2 separate regions of the Homo sapiens genome follow, and region 2 is linked to region 1. A link is a loop called in an ENCODE intact Hi-C map of the cell type or tissue named here. Cell type or tissue: B cell. All regions are shown on one strand. Links, peaks and the distances in the headings refer to the core of each region. The heading gives the core; the rest is flanking DNA.

Region 1 (5,539 bases), core at 424-5,423:
GCTCCCTTCACCTCCTTTGTGCCGTTAATGTCAAATATGTTACCTTTCTCTATATTGTAGACCCAACAATACAATTAATATATAGTTTGTTGTTGTTGTTGTTGTTGTTTTGAGATGGAGTTTAGCTCTGTCGCCCAGGCTGGAGTGCAGCAGCGTGATCTCAGCTCACTGCAACCTCTGCCTCCCAGGTTCAAGCGATTCTCCTGCCTCAGCCTCCCGAGTAACTGGGACTACAGGCGTGCACCACCACGCCTGGCTAATTTTTTGTATTTTTAGTAGAGATAGGGTTTTACTGGGTTGGCCAGGCTGGTCTCAGATTCCTGACCTCAGGTGACCCACCCGCCTCGGCCTCCCAAAGTGCTGGGATTACAGGCATGAGCCACCGCACCCAGCCTGTTTTTTTGTTTGTTTTTTGTTTTTTTGAGACAGAGTCTCGCTCTGTCACCCAGGCTAGATTGCAGTGGCATGATCTCGGCTCACTGCAACCTCCACCTCCCAGGTTCGAGCAATTCTCCTGCTTCAGCCTCCTGAGTAGCTGAGATTACAGGCGTGCACCACCACACCCGGCTAATGTTTTGTATTTTTAGTAGAGAGGGGGTTTCACCATGTTGGCCAGACTGGTCTCGAACTCCCAACCTCAGGTGATATGCCCACCTCAGCCTCCCAAAGTGCTGGGATTGCAGGCATGAGCCACCGGGCCCGGCCAATATATAGTTTTGTACAATTGCTTTTTAAATATGTTAAGAGGCAAAGAGAGAAGAAATTTGCATTTATGCTACATTTTATTTTTATTTATTTATTTTGAGACAGGGTCTCACTCCATTACCCAGGCTGGAGGGCAGTGGTGCAATCTTGGCTCATTGCAACCTCTGCCTCCCAGGTTCAAATGATTCTCCTGCCTCAGCCTCCCAAGTAGCTGAAATTGCAGATGTGCGGCACCATGCCTGGCTAATTTTTTTTTTAATTTTTAGTAGAGACAAGAGTTTCGCCATGTTGGCTATGGCTGGTCTTGAACTCCTGACCTCAAGTGGTCTGCCCGTCATGGCCTCCGAACATGCTGGGATAACAGGCATGAGCCACTGTCACTGGCAGATCTTATTTTTATTTATTTATTATTATTATTTTTTGAGACGGAGTCTCACTCTGTCACCCAGGCTGGAGTGCAGTGGCGTGATCTCAGTTCACTGCAATCTCCGCCTCCCGGGTTCATGCCATTCTCCTGCCTCAGCCCCCTCGAGTAGCTGGGACTACAGGTGCCCGCCACCATGCCCGGCTAATTTTTTGTATTTTTAGTAGAGATGGGGTTTCACCATGTTAGCCACGATGGTCTCAATCTCCTGACCTCGTGATCTGCCTGCCTCGGCCTCCCAAAGTGCTGGGATCATGGGCGTGAGCCATTGTGCCCAGCCTTATTTTTTTGATACAGGATCTCACTCTGTTGCCCAGGCTGGAGTGCAGTGGCGAGATCTCTGTTCACTGCAGCCTCGAACTCCCAGGTTCAAGAGATTCTCCCACCTCAGACCTCCCGAGTAGTTAGGACGGATGCCATGAAACCCAGCTAAGTTTTATATTTTTTTCCTTAAACTCCTGACCTCGTGATCCACCCGCCTCGGCCTCCCAAAGTGCTGGGATTACAGGTGTGAGCCACCGTGCCCGGCCAAGTTTTGTATTTTTTGTAGAGACAAGGTCTCTCTGTGTTGCCCAGGCTGGTCTTGAACTCCTAGGCTCAATTGATCTGCCCACCTCAGCCTCCTGAAGTGTTGGGATTACAGGCGTGAGCCAAAGCACCCGGCCTTATGCAATCTTTTAAAATTACATACATTACCTTTATATGTGTTCTTCAGATTTTCACGTGGATTGGAATACATGTCTGGGGTCCCTTGTTTTCAGCCTAAAGAATTTATTTTGGGTGGGTACGGTGGCTCTCGCCTGTAATCCCAGCACCTTGCGAGGCCCAGGTGGGTGGATCACCTGAGGTCAGGAGCTCGAGACCAGCCTGGCCAACATGGTGAAACCCCGCTTCTATTAAAAAATACAAAAATTAGCTGGGTATTGTGGCGGGTGCCTGTAGTCCCAGCTACTTGAGAGGCTGAGGCATGAGAATCGCTTGAGCCTGGGAGTCGGAGGTTGCAGTGAGCCGAGATTGTGCCACTGTACTCCAGCCTGGGCAACAGAGTGAGACTCTGTCTCGAAAAAATATACATTTTTTTAGTATTTCTTGTGAGGTGGGCAAATTAACTTTTGCACTAAAATCTTTAGCCCAACTGTAGCACAGGTGGTTAGTTACCCAGTCCCTTCCTGGTGGACACTTAGACTGTGAAAATTCGGAAAACTGATGGGCGTGATGCGGGGCAGGGAGGCCAGGGGAGCAGGTCAGCCCTCCTCTGGCTGGGCTTTTCGGGGCAGGACGTCAGGTGAGAGGCGGCTCTATCCCAACAGCGCTGCCGCGAGTGTCCACCAGGTGGCAGCAGAACCATGTCCCATCTGCGGTGGCCCAGCTGAGGCCAAGCGCTAGACCGTTGAATGATACACAACCAGGTTCAAATCTTACCGATGGTTCGCTGGCCGCGTTGCCGCTCTGGGCCTCAGTTTCCCCTTCCACAAAATGAGGCCAATAATAGTCGCCAGCTTTTAGGGTTGTTGTGAGATTTAAATGGCGTATGATTGTTTGGACTGGGAAGGTTGAGGCCCTGCCCTTCCCTCTGTGCTGGAACTCACCGCTCTGGCCTCAGTTTCCCCAAAGTGCTGAGCGGCTACAAGCAGGTGGAAAGAGATGCTGGAAAGGGCAGAGCGCAGCCTGGAGCACAAATTGGATCCTGGGACAGCAGGAACGGGGCAGGAAAAGGAATTTAGGGAGGACAGGGGAGGAGGAAGAAGACGAGAGGGAGATCCCTGAGACCCAGCCCTGGCCTTGGGGCCTCGTGCTTCTGCCTTCAAGGCCTGGGTTGGAGTGGAGGGAGGGGCATGCCAGGGTGGGGAAGGGCACGGGTCGTGATGTGCTGTTTGTTTCAAAGCTTTATTATTTTTCTTTAGTTTCTTTTTTTTTTTGAGATGGAGTCTCACTCTGTTCCCCAGGCTGGAATGCAATGGCGTGATCTCATCTCACCGTAGCCTCTGCCTCCCAGGTTCAAGCGATTCTCCTGCCTCACCCTCCAGAGTAGCTGGGATTACAGGCACCCATCATCATGCCTGGCTAATTTTTGTAGAGACAGGGTTTCTTGTTTCCTTTTTTTTTTTTTTTTTGAGACGGAGTCTCACTCCATTGCCAAGGCTGGAATGCAGTGGCACAATCTCAGCTCACTGCAGCCTCTGCCTCCTGGGTTCAAGCCATCCTCTCCTGCCTCAGCCTCCTGAGTAGCTGGGATTACAGGCATCTGCCTCCACGCCCGGCTAATTTTTGTAATTTTAGTAGAGACGGGGTTTCACCATGTTGGACAGGCTGGTCTTGAACTCCTGACCTCAGATAATCCACCCACCTCAGCCTCCCAAAATGCTGGGATTACAGGCGTGAGCCACCGCGCCCGGCCCAGAGCTTTATTATTTTTCTTTTTGGTTGGGCACAGTGGCTCATATCTGTAACCCCAGCACTTTGGGAGGCTGAAGCGGGCAGGTCACTTGAGGTCAGGAGTCGAGACCAGCCTGGCCAACATGGTGAAACCCCGTCTCTACCAAAAATACAAAAATTAGCTGGGTGCAGTGACACACACCTGTAATCCCAGCTACTCGGGAGGCTGAGGCACGAGAATCACTTGAACCCTAGAGGCAGAGGTTGCAGTGAACCAAGATCATGCCGCTGCACTCCAGCCTGGGCAACAGAGTGAAACTGTCTTAATTTAAAAGAAAAAAAAAAGCTTTATTATTTTTCTTTCTTTTACATGTTGTCGGTGCCTGAGTGATGCCGTGGCCCCGGCTTCCTAGTGACACACCTGGCCTGGCAGGATTCCTCTGCCCCCACCTCGGGCCATGCAGGAATCTGACCTGAGCAGGCTGGTCCTGGGCTACTCTGTGTCTCTGTTATCACCATCCAGTGGGGCCCAGGCGAGGAGTTCCTGGTTAGCAGGGCTGTCCAAGGGCACCCCTGTCCCCCCTGTCTTTTTCCCAGGGACTTTGAAGGCACCAGTTTGTTCATCCAGGATCCTGGGCCAAGCCACAGCTTGGATCACGGAGCGTTCACAATGCTGATGTGCCTCATCCTTCCCACTCTTTCCCTCATCTCAGTTACTGGCACCAGTGCCTTCCCAAGGCTGGGCCCAAGACACCCAAATCTTGGTTTCTGACCGTTGGTCCTCAAAACACTGCAAAGCCACCCACTTGTATGCACTCCGGACTCCAGGTCCCTGGCCTTCTTTTTTTTTTTTTTTTTTTTTTGAGATGTAGCCTCTTTCCTGTCACGCAACCTTGAGTGCAATGCAGTGGCGCGATCTCAGCTCACTGCAACCTCCACCTCCCGAGTTCAAGCGATTCTCCTTCCTCAGCCTCCAGAGTAGCTGAGATTACAGGCGTGCGCCACCACACCCAGCTAATTTTTGTATTTTTAGCAGAGACGGGGTTTTACCATGTTGGCCAGGCTGGTCTTGAACTCCTGACCTGAGGTGATCCACCCACCTTGGCCTCCCGAAGTGCTAAGATTACAGGCATGAGCCACTGCACCCGGCCTTTTTTTTTTTTTTTTTTTTTTTTGAGACAGAGTTTTGCTCTTGTTGCCTAGGCTGGAGTGCAATGGTGTGATCTCGGCTTACCGCAGCCTCCACCTCCTGGGTTCAAGCGATTCTCCCACCTCAGCCTCCCAAGTAGCTGGAATTACAGGCATGCACCACCACATCCAGCTAATTTTGTTTTGTCAGTGGAGATGGGGTTTCTCCACGTTGATCAGGCTGGCCTCAAACTCCTGACCTGGGACTACAGGTGTGCACCACCATGCCCAGCTAATTTTTGTGTTTTTTTTGGTAGAGGTGGTGTTTCGCCACATTGCCCAGGCTGGTCTCAAACACAAGTTGTTTGTCAGAGACCAGCCTGCAATTCTCCCAGGGTGCTGGGATTACAGGCGTGAGCTACCATGCCCAGCCTAGGGGCCTCTTTTATAAGGGCATTAATCCCATTCATGAGAGCTCAACCCTCATGATCTAATCACCTCTTAAAAGGTTCCGATTCTGAATACCACCGCCTTCGAGGTTAGGATTTCAATGTATTAATTTTGGGGAGACGCAAACTCTCAGACCATCACAGTATTTTATCTTTTTCAGTGCTGCTGCAAAGGAAATTTTTCAAAATTTTTTTATGTTCCAATTGTTTGCTGCTGGTGTATAAAAATTCAATTGACTTTTGTATTGAATTCAACGGACTTTTTAAACCTGGTAACTTGCTGAATTTATGTATTAATTTCAGTAGTTGTCTTATAGATTCCCTTGGGTTTTTGACATAAACAATCATATCATCAGCAAATAGCAACAGTTTTATTTACCTTTTTTTTATTACTTATTTTATTCTGTTTTGCTTGTTACAGAATCTTGCTATGTTGCCTTTAAATTCTTGGGCTCCC
Region 2 (5,539 bases), core at 317-5,316, 410 kb after region 1:
GAGGAGGCTGGGTGTGGTGGCTCACTCCTGTAATCCCAGCATTTAGGGGGACTGAGGTGAGAGAATCACTTGGGTATAAAGAGTTTGAGACCAGACCAACATAACAAGACCCCATCTCTATGAAAAAAAAAAAAAAACTTAAAAATTAGCCAGGCATGCTGATGCTTGCCTGTGGTCCCAGCTACTTGGGGAGAGGCTGAGGCAGAAAGATCACTTGAGCAGGAGGTCAAGGCTGTAATGAGCTATGATCACACCACTGCAATCCAGCCTGGGTGACAGAGCAAGGCCCTGATAAAAAAAAAAAGAAGAAGGAGGAGGAGGAGACGAGGAGGAGGAAGAAAGGAGGAGGAGGAGAAGGAAGGGAGGAGGAGGAGGAGAAGGAAGAGGAGGAGGAGGAGGGCAGGAGGAAACACGTGTTGGGGAGGATGTGCAGAAAATTATTTTTAAAAACCTCAGACATTGCTGGTGGAAATGGAAAACGGTGCAGCTGCTGTGGAAAAGTTTGAGGGTTCCACAAAGAGTTAAAATAGAGTAACTATGTGACTCAGCAACTCCACTCCTAGGAGTCCACGCCCCACAAGAATTGACAGCAGTGACTCAAGAAGATACCTGTGCACACATGTTTATAGCAGCATTAGTCACCTTCACCAAAAGGAACCAACAACACAAATACCCATCAATGGATGAACGGATGAACACAATGTGTTCCAGACACGCTATGGAATATTACGCAGCCATAAAAAGGAATGAGGCACTGATCCATGCTACAACCTCGATGAACCTTGAGTACATCATGCAGAGTGAGAGAAGCCAGAATGCCACCTCTTGTATGACTCCATTGATATGAAGTGTCCAGAACAGGCAAATCGACAGAGACAAGAAGTAGATTAATGGTTGTGAGCCACTTGAGGAGGGGGAATGGGGAGTGGCTGGTAATGGGGATGGGGTCTCCTTTTGGGGGGATGAAAATCTTCTGGAGCTAGACAGAGGTAATGATTGTACAACACTAAATGCCACTGAATAAAATGATTAATTTTATGTTATGTAAGTTTCATCTCGATTTTTTTAAAGTGCTGTGCGAATAATTTGGGGGACCAGTTGGGGAAGGGATCCAGGATTCTCCCTAGCCTCCTAGAGGAAGCAACGGTTACCCAAAGGCTTGAAGGAAGTAAGCAGAGGGGAAATCACAGCCAATGACAGAGTCCCTGGGTTGAGATCAAATGAAAAGTGAATTTTTAAATTTTGTTATTTCTTTTTTGAGACACAGCCTCGCTCTGTCACTCAGGCTGGAGTGCAGTGGCGTGATCTCAGTTCACTGCAGCCTCGACCTCCTGGGCTCAAGCGATCCTCCTGTCTCAGTCCCGAAAGTAGCTGGGTCCACAGGCGTGCACCACCACACCAGGCTGACTTCCTTATTTTTTGTAGAGATGGGGTCTGGCTATGTTGCCCAGGCTGGTCTCAAACTCCTGGGCTTAAGCCATCCTCCTGCCTCAGCCTCCCAAAGTGCTGGGATTACAGTTGTGAACCACCTCACCCAGCCCTTTCTCTCTCTCTCTCTTTTTTTTTTTTTTTTTTTTTGATGGAGTCTTACTCTGTCAGCCAGGCTGGAGTGTGCAGTGGTGCAATCTCGGCTCACTGCAACCTCCGCCTCCCTGATTCAAGCATTCCTCCAACCTCAGCCTCCCGAGTAGCTAGGATTACAGGCCATGCACCACTACGCCGGGCTAATTTTTTTTTTTTTTTTTTTTTTTAGTAGAGACGGGGGTTTCACCATGTTGGCCAGGCTGGTCTTGAACTCCTGACCTCAAGTGATCCGCCCACCTCGGACTCCTAAAGTGCTGAGATTACAAGCGAGAGCCACCGCGCCCGGCCTCCTTTCTCTTTATTTTTTATTTTTTAATTAATTAATTAATTAATTTTGAGACGGAGTCTCGCTCTGTCGCCCAGGCTGCAGTGCAATGGCGTAATCTCAGCTCACTGAAACCTCCGCCTCCTGGGTTCAAGCAATTCTCCTGCATCAGCCTCCCGAGTAGCTGGGATTACAGGCTCCGGCCACCACGCCCGGCTAATTTTTGTATTTTTAGTAGAGACGGGGTTTCACCATATTGGCCAGGCTGGTCTGGAACTCTTGACCTTGTGATCCGCCCGCCTCGGCCTCCCAAGGTGCTGGGATTACAGGCGAGAGCCACCGCCCCCGGCCTCCTTTTTCTTGTTTTAAACCACAATACAATCGATGCTTAGGGCGGCAGGGGGCGGGGTGGTGCCCTTTTCTGAACTTAGCGAGCTGTGGGGTTCCCGCGATCCAGTCCCTAGTGGGGCCTCCCCGCCCTGCGCCCGGTGCCAGGCCCCGCCCCGCCAGGCCCAGCGGACCAAGAGGGGGCGCCCGCGGGGCCCCGGGAGGGAGGAGAAAAGACTTTGTCCCAAGTTTTCGCGGAGATTCGGCGTCCCGGCTGCGACCAGCACCCCGGAGCCCCCGTCCGTCTGGCGACCCCCAGCCCAGTCCCCGAACTTTCAGACACTCCCTGCGGCCCCGCCCCCTCGGGGACCCCCTGAGGACCCTCGGATTCCCCCCAACTCCCCTGCCCTCTAAAACCACTTCAATTCCTCAACTCTTCCCCCGGCCCGCAGGAACCCCCGCCATGGCCCGTTCTTACGGCGGCCGGGTGCTGGCTGCAATGACCCTGCTGGGCATCGCGGCGGCCGTGCTGGCGGCGCTGGGCGCGCAGCTGCTGTTTCAGCTGCAGGCGGGCCGCGCCGAGCTGCGGGGGCTGCGCGCCGAGGGGCTGGGCCAGGAGCTGGGCGCCGGCCCCGGGCTGCCAGAGGACGCGGCCGGGACGCTGCTGCCGCTGGCCGCCGCGCTGGCCGCGCTGGTGCTCGTGCTGGGGTTCACCTGCTTGCTGCTCGCCGCGCTCTGTGGCCACCTGGGCGCCGAGCTGGCGCGGGGGCCTGGCCCCAGGAGGTAGGAGGACTGGCCTCACCGCCTCGGAGGCCCGGCTGGGGGCTGGGTGAGCCTGGTTGAGCCTCTTCCCCTCTTTTGGCCTCAGGCTGGGGGGACAGCTTCCCTCCCCACTTCCCTCTCCCCACCACTCCATGTCTCTCTGCCTCCCTCCTTTCCTCTCCTCCTCCCTCCTTCCCTCCCTCCATTCTATATTTGTTCAATTTTGCAGCAGGTGCAACCACTGCTGTGTCTCGCATTTTGCAGATGAGGAAACTGAGGCTCAAAGAGGGTCCAGGATCAGCTTGCCTGGATCTCAAACAGGGGAGGCTGAGCTCTCAGGCTGTCTGGCTTGGAAGTGGGTGGGAGGCGGGACAGTGCTGGACTTGAACTTGGTTCTGGGTAGAGCCAGCCAGAGCCTGTGTCCTGGTCTGAAATTGAGTTCCTTCCTCAGGGACCTGAACTCAGTCAGGGATGTGGTCATTGAGGGACCCCTATCAGGGGCAGTGGTTGTGGAAGGAGGAACCCTCCTTGAGCTGAGGACTCCGCTGTCCCACATGGTAGTGTTTCTCTCCAGAATGTCGGGGGAGAGGAGCCCAAATTCTAGTCCAGAATTCTGTGAAATTGAGCAGATGAGAACTCCCACCATTGAGGTAGATCCTATCCAGACCATGCACCTTCCACCCAAGGGACAATGAAATGCATGGGTCCCACGGGTCAGCAAACATCTGTTGGGTGCCTGCCTGCAGGGGAATGGATCTGGCTCAGGGCATCAGAGACAGCGGGGACCAAGTGGACCCAGACCTGCTCTCATGGGGTCACAGAAAATAAGGAAACATAACAAGGACAAGGCATGGTGGTTCACACCTGCAATCCCAGCCCTTTGGGAGGCAGAGGCAGGAGGATCATTTGAGGCCAGGAATTTTTTTTTCTTTTTTTTTTTTTGAGACAGAGTCTTGCTCTGTCACCCAGGCTGGAGTGCAGTGGCGCTATCTCGGTTCACTGCAGCCTCCACCTCTTGGGTTCAAGCGATTCTCCCACCTTAGCCTCCCGAGTAGCTGGGATTACAGGTGCCCACCACCATACCCAGCTAATTTTTGTATTTTTAGTAGAGGCGGGGTTTCACCATGTTGGCCAGGCTGGTCTTGAACTCCTGACCTCAAATGACCCACCCACCTTGGCCTCCCAAAGTGCTGGGAGGCCAGGAATTTGAGACCAGCCTGGGTAATATAGCAAGACCTTGCCTCTACAAAAAGAAAAAATAATAATTAGCTAGGTGTGGTGGTGCATGCCTGTAGTCCCATACACTTAAGAGGCTGAGGCAAGAGGATCCCTTGAGCCCAGGAGGTCAAGGCTGCAGTGAGCCATGATCATGCTTATGAATAACCACTGCACTCTAGTTTGGGCAACATAGTGAGACCTCATCTCTAATAATAATAATAATAGCAGATGGTAATGAGTGCTGAGAAGGAAAGGAAACAGAGAGATGGGATAGAGAGGAGATAGGACTTTGGGATTTCTTCTGCTAAGGAGGGTTGTGAGTAAGGAGGAAGGTGATCTGATTTAGGTTTTGAATGACCACCTCTAGCCACTGTGCTGAAAAGGGGACAGGAGGGAAGGCGACAGGAAGATGGGGAAGGCGTCCACTTTCATTATACTGGTGGGAGCTGAGTGAGGATGGAAGCTCTTATAGCCTCCACTTCCTCCTCAATCAGTCTCACCTCTTGGGGTCGCGGTTTGTATCATCAATAACAGCATGTGAAACTCAGTTTCCTCATCTCTCAAAGAAGCTTGTAGTCTGTAAAATAATGGAAGCCAGGTGTGTAGCAAGTATCTGCACATAGTAGCTGCATCCTGAGTGTTGAGTGTTTGAGTGGACTCATGCATATAGATGGGTTATAGGGGAAAGAGAATGGATGGTGGATGGATCGAAGTAAGGAAGGATGAATGGATGGATGGATAGATGGATGGATGGATGGATGAGGGGTGGATGGATAGTGAATGGAAGATGGATGACCAGTGGATGGGTGGGTGAGGGATGGATAGATAGGATAGCAGAGGGTGTTTAAATGAATGGATGGATGGATGAATAGCACATGGTTAAATGGATGGAAGGCTGTATATGAGTGCTGGTCAAATAATCAATGAATATGAATGGTAAATGGATGGTGGACACTGACTTGGAAAAATGGATGTGTGGATGGATGGAGCATAGATAAATGGATAGATATCAGATAGTGGATGGTGGATATCTAAATGATTGTATGGATGGATGAATGGGTGGGGCCGATGGATGGATAAGTGGATGGATGAATGAATTGATAAGTGGATGGATGAATGAATGAGTGGATGGATGACTGGTTTGATGGATGGATAAGTGAATGGATGGATGGATAAGTGGATGGATGGATGAGTGGAAGTATGGATGGATGGATGGGTGGATGGATAAGTGGACAGATGGATGAATGGGTGGATGAATGGATGAATGGATAAATGGATGGATGGATGGATGGGTAAGTGGGTGGATGGATGAATGGGCATATGGATGGATGGGTGGATGGATGGATGAGTGGACAAATGGGTGAATGGGTGGATAAATGGATG

What was found. Peaks named below come from ENCODE experiments on the same cell type or tissue, not always from the same donor. Only the 100,000 strongest peaks of a DNase experiment are listed, where the experiment ranks them.
Region 2: a loop joins it to region 1, with 4 times the contacts of the local background. A loop is called at or near these places in 26 of 110 quality-filtered maps.

Annotation. Positions count from the first base shown.
Region 1 is chr19:17,852,678-17,858,216 of GRCh38, reverse strand. No RefSeq gene overlaps it. Among named protein-coding and RNA genes, the nearest start is that of RPL18A, 4.5 kb to the left of the region's middle. In B cell, for the core only: CTCF peaks have their summits at 2,258 and 2,464 (motif pointing right); a DNase peak (open chromatin) is centred at 2,456.
Region 2 is chr19:17,445,563-17,451,101 of GRCh38, reverse strand. TMEM221 (transmembrane protein 221) reads left to right here and starts at 2,434. Exons shown (of 3, transcript NM_001190844.2): 1 at 2,434-2,959. The coding sequence starts at 2,640. RefSeq lists a silencer at 2,301-2,420. In B cell, for the core only: CTCF peaks have their summits at 2,159 and 2,362 (motif pointing right); DNase peaks (open chromatin) are centred at 2,301, 2,974 and 3,350; H3K4me3 peaks cover 599 bases; H3K27me3 peaks cover 2,922 bases.